2 separate regions of the Homo sapiens genome follow, and region 1 is linked to region 2. The links are chromatin contacts, found by Hi-C in ENCODE. All regions are on one chromosome and are shown on one strand. Each heading gives the region's core, a stretch centred on a gene start or an enhancer-like site at or near the end of the contact. The rest is flanking DNA. Distances are from core to core; before and after follow the strand shown.

Evidence for each region. A loop is a pair of places that touch in the nucleus more often than their neighbours do. Pooled maps may share reads with other maps.
Region 1: a map of CD8-positive, alpha-beta T cell shows a loop between it and region 2 (18-fold over the local background). The contact joins the promoter of ARL13B here to the promoter of CHMP2B in region 2. A Hi-C loop is called at or near these places in 3 of 168 maps with a recorded cell type or tissue (B cell, CD8-positive, alpha-beta T cell and naive thymus-derived CD4-positive, alpha-beta T cell) and 6 of 50 pooled maps.

What each region holds. Positions count from the first base shown.
Region 1 is chr3:93,978,839-93,981,538 of GRCh38, reverse strand. ARL13B (ARF like GTPase 13B) reads right to left here and starts at 1,384. Exons shown (of 10, transcript NM_001174150.2): 1 at 1,057-1,384. The coding sequence starts at 1,115. RefSeq lists enhancers at 1,217-1,346, 1,617-1,776.
Region 2 is chr3:87,225,998-87,228,697 of GRCh38, reverse strand. It overlaps CHMP2B (charged multivesicular body protein 2B), which reads right to left and starts at 1,389. Exons shown (of 6, transcript NM_014043.4): 1 at 1,142-1,389. The coding sequence starts at 1,175. It overlaps MIR4795 (microRNA 4795), which reads left to right and starts at 2,421; the gene lies at 2,421-2,509. RefSeq lists enhancers at 1,178-1,297, 1,368-1,437, 1,488-1,537, 1,628-1,687, 1,798-1,937.

The sequences.
Region 1 (2,700 bases), core at 135-2,634, 6.8 Mb before region 2:
AGCTAATAATGGGGAAGAATCTCTAGTTTCATTTAAAGTTACTTTTTTTCCAATCTAGACATGTATTTTCTGTTATAATGTGTAAGTGTAGCTTTTCAGATTCATTCTTTAAAGGATAGTTCATTCTCATGGCAAATATACTTAAAATGTTAACAATTTAAAAAAAAAAACAACTTTGCTTTATCTTACCCTTGGCCCAATTCCAGACTAGAACTATGTGAAGTCAACATTATTTGTGTAACAAACACAAGATCTCTTTATAGGTTAGGCCTCAGTTTCAAAAGCATCAATTTCACTGATTATTTCCTAAGACAGTGCCTGGCACAAGGTATTGTCTTAATAAATATTTTTTGAATGAATGAATATCAAGTAACAGGTACTAATTATTAATACTTCCAGCATTTCAAAATGAAATGTTAAAAAGTGGACCCTTTCAATTAAAAGGTTTTACTAGAGACCGTATAAAAATTGGAAGCTACATTACAGTTAAGAAAACACTATCACTTGTTCTCATTGAATACAATATTTCTAAAGCAGAGTATTATCACTCTCATTTAATATTTAAGAAAGGTGGGGCCAAAATGGTTGAGTCATGTAATTATTAAGTAGTGGAGCCAGATTTCAAGCCCACGTCCTCAAATACAACTGTGTGGAGGTGTGACTTGGAATGGAATGTGCGGATATTATGAAAACTATATTCCATGTCCCCCTCTTTTTAAAAGAATTTCCATTACAAAAGCTTCAGAGGAAAAACACACAATGGATAGTTTTCAATTCCACACACACACACACACACACACACACACACACACTTTTTAACAAATTCAAACCTATTTAAAATATAACAACGGTAAGCATTGTCAATCGCAACAGAAAGTCGACCAGACAACAAGGCTACATCCTCCAATCTCTCCCTCCCGGGACACCCTGGGAATGAAAGCATCCCTTGCGGCCTGGGATAGACTCGTCCAGGCGCGGGGAAAAGGCGGCGCCTCGCCCCTGGGGCGCAGCCATCTCCAACCCCTAGGACGGCCAGGACAGCTGGCTCCAGCCTACCTGACAGGCTCCCGCCACCGCTTGAACCAGCCGCAGCAACTGGCCATCAGACTGAACATCCCGGGTCGCTCCTCCCACCACTTCCCATCCGAGCCCGGAGCGGACACCGGCACCCCGCTCTTCCCCGGGGGCCTCCGGCACTCCGAGACGCCCCTAAAGTGGATAAGTCGGGAGGAAAAGCCGGGAGGGAAGTGAAGGCGGCCGGCCCGAGCACTAAGCCTTGCTAACCGCGTGGGTCCGCGACGACTGCCCTCTTAGCCAAGGAACAACCTGACCAAAGACGCAGATACACCGTAGCCGAGTTAGCGGGACCCGGCTAAAGAAAAGCCCCGCGTCGACGTGCTGACGTTACTTCGAGGCGCGGAAGGCGTTCCCCAGGCAACGCCCGTACTGCGCTCGCCCAATCATCGGTTGAGGTCCTGAGGTAGAGGCCTCTGAGTGGCTGAAGAGTCCTGGCTACCCGCCCCTGCGCGAGACTAGGAAAAGAGAAAGGGGAGTACTCTATAAGAAGGAGGCGGAGCTCGAGGTAGCTCGTTCTCGTAACTAGGCAACCGGAGCGTCCGGAGATAAGCTGGAGGATCCGGGACAAATCTCCAGCAAGGCCTATCTTTATACCTACATAAAATGTGTTGCCAATCCACGGTGCTGTTCCTTTCCTTTCTCCAGTGTCCCCAACTGAGATTCAGAGATCTCAGGTCTTGTGCATGGGTTTTTCTTTTTCTTTCTTTCTTTTTTCTTGTTTTTTGTTTGTTTGTTTTTTGCTCAGGGATGGGGACCCTCTAGAATTCTGGCCGACTTAGGCAGCATGACTACAGGAACAATACACTGGGGCAATTCTTGTAAGTTAAAGACAAGGGGGAAATTCGCTTGCTAAATTTTCTCAGTAGTTCAGATGAGAGTGAAGCCTTAATCTCTAAAACGTTTATTACTGTTACATATGTGAAACGGAATTGTATGATATTTGTTGTAGGGGGGATTGTGATTACAAAAGAAAAATGCATTTCTTGTAGAAAATGTGAAAAATACTAAAAAGAAACAAGATGAAGAAAATGAGATCTCACAGGAGCTCTCAAAGATAACCATTTGGGGCCGGGCGCGGTGGCTCACGCCTGTAATCCCAGCACTTTGTGAGGCCGAGGCGGGCGGATCACGAGGCCAGGTGATCTAGACCATCCTGGCTAACATGGTGAAACCCCGTCTCTAGTAAAAATACAAAAAAAAAAAAACAAAAAAAAACAAAAACGGGTGTGGTGGCACGCGCCTGTAGTCCCAGCTACGCTGGAGACTGAGGCAGGGGAATTGCTTGAACCCGGGAGGCGGAGGTTGCAGTGAGCCGAGATCGCGCCACTGCACTCCAGTCTGGGCAACAGAGCAAGACTCCGTCTCAAAAATAAATAAATAACCATTTTGATGTATGTTTGTTTCAGGATTTTTAGGTACATAAATTGCTGGCTATTTGGTATCTGCAAGATGAAGATTGTTATCTCTTGACTGTTTTGTAATAGTTTATTTTTTAAAGAGGTATGTAATATTTGCATTTCTTTTATATACTTTGGAGAAAAAGAAATGACAAGGACATTCCTGTAGGGAAAAAATTATGCACAATATGTAGGGATCTGTGTGTCCATTCATTTTCTACTTAAA
Region 2 (2,700 bases), core at 140-2,639:
AATGTATTATGTCATCTGATAAATTAGAGGTAAAGTAGATTATGTGTTGAAATGAAGTGTACAGCAGCAGAGCAGAGATGACTTCTTTGTTATCCTCCCCAAAATAATTTTGCTGGCATTGGAATAGTCAACACAAAGGAATGAAGGAGTTACGTCCAGGTCTGGACTGAGCACCCTATTTGTACCAATCACTGTCTAGCTACCACTGCTCCTTTTGTGGCAGAATTAGACCCTTACAAAGAAGTGATTCTTTGGTTGAACCAGCAACAACCTAGACTAAACATATAATGGGGAACACAATTTTTAAATAACTTGAATGAATTTAATTCCTGGTAGCAATCAATGAAAACATCAAGTGTTATATAAACACATTATAGGCATCGCATATGAGCACCATAAAACTTGTACATTCCTTTACATTCACTTTTTTCCCCGCTTAAGATGATATTAAGCTAAATGCGGGAAACAACACAATTATCTTTACATGTTAAACTTCTATGAAGACAATATATACCCCATCTCTTTCTTTAGTTGGCAAAAAATAATCATAAGGGAGAAAAATCCATTATGAAAACTAAATCTGGGCACTTCCCTTGGGTTTATTTTTCTACTGGGGTTAATCAAAAAAGCATTTGTTTCACATCTCTTTACTGATGGGGTGTTCTTAAAGAAGCAACTGACCCAGACCCAACTTCATTTCCTAACTGGAGCCTGTTATCCCCTCCCTCCCCATTCCGAGACTGCCAGTTTCCTGTATGGATGCCTACAAGTAGTATATCGCCCAACTGAAGAGCAACAATCGAAGCAGAGGAAACCAACAAGAAATCCATCAGATTTCCAAGTTTATTGACACTCAAGGGCCAGCTAGCCTCCTCGAAACGCTCAGGATCCTGCTGAGGAAAACCCGAGGGTGGGGGAATCGTGAGGATAGGGAAGCAACCAGACTGCCTAGGTGAGCCTAAGGTGAGGTGAGTCAGAAGCAAGAGGGAGGCAGAGAAGTGGTGCCGCGAGGGCGGTCACCTGTGGGACCACTTGATCCAGCCCCGCCTCCAGGGACAGTAGGCAGAATCGCGGCCAGCAGGCCTCGAAAGACGCCGAGAAAACGCAGAGCTGGGCCCCTTCAGCCCGGCCTGGAACTCACCATCCACGGTTTTCTTCTTGAAGAGGGACGCCATGGTTAAAGACTGCGCCCGGGCGGCCCGGCTCGGCCCGGTCCGGCCCAACGCTGGCAAAGGACAGGAGGAAAAGGACAGGACCTTGGCGGGTTCGGGGTGGCGGAGCGGAGAGACAGCAGGAGGAGGTCGGGGTCGCCAGGCAGGACCCGCGGAAGGCTTGTATCCGCAGCTACCGCAGCCGCGTCACCCGGAGCTCAGGTGACCGGGAACTAACACACTTTTTGGAGAAGTCACTTCTAGGCGGCGCCTGCGCGTTGTGTGGCGCCTGCGCACTACGGAGTTTGAAGCCGCGGCCGCTTTCCTCACGTCTGCGGCTGCCAGTTCCTCCTGCACCGGGAGTTGGCAGCGGGGCGAGTCTGGAGCTGGCGGGGATAGGAGAGCGTGGGGCCACGGCTTCTGTGCGCGGGTTGGGTGATGATTGAGGACAGTGATCAGCCTTGCTTAGCGCTTCACCCCTTGCCCCGGGGAAAGCTGGATGAGGGATCTCCGGGCTCCTAGACTAAGTGTGGGTTGTCCCGGAACCGCCTGTACCCACTCCGAGTTGATTTATTACGGTCCCATTGCTGTTAGTATTTTTGTTGTTGTTGTTGTTGTTGTTTGTTTGTTTTTACTCGAGTAATCCAGGAACTGGCGGAAACGTTGAGTTCCGTACCCGGTGATTGTTGGCCCCTGGAGTTCGCGGTCCTTTCGGCACTGACTGACTCGGCGACCTCCCCCGCACCGCGCAGACCCCTGCAGGACCCTAGCCGCTCACCTGCCGCCCCCGGCTCCAGACTCCGACGACCCAGCGTGGGTCTCCGGGGATCCAGTGTCTAGAGTTGGGGGGGTCTCGAGGACGAAGGGAAGTTTTTTAATGCTACACTTTTTGTTTAAGGTTCTTGCCTGGAAACATTAAAACACACACACACACACACACACACACACACACACACAAATTTGTAGGCTGGTCTAAATGTCTCCAGCTCTATTTCTTAATTTCTTGTAAATCATGAATCATAAAGTGTCATGGCTATACGGTGATCCTATTAGAATTCCTCACAGCCGTTTATTTGGGCTTTTTGTGAAAAACTGCATATCATGTTAAAGAAAAAATGTAATGAATTATTTAAAGAATCCTTGCATGTATAAAATGGAAAATACAACCTATGCGTGCGTACCTGTATATAGTCTCTACTGTTTAAAGCAACACTGCCTTCCACAGGATAAAAATAATGGTAGCATTTTTTTTTTCATAAATATTATCTCTGATATGGAAGAAATCCAGAAGTGGCTAATAATATTGACACTATAACAATAATGTCAATATTATTAGCCACTTCTGGATTTATGAATCATGTCTCAAGGATTATTATTTATGATAATCAGGCCAGCCTTTCCCATTTTTCCCCTCCTGAGATATCCAAGCCCTCATAGCCACTGATAATGCTGCTGCTGCTGCTAAAAGTTAGCTGAGAGTCTGTTCAAGAAAACTTTCTTAAGAATGACGTAGTAATATGCAAGATATAATTGTTTTGCTTCTCCTCAA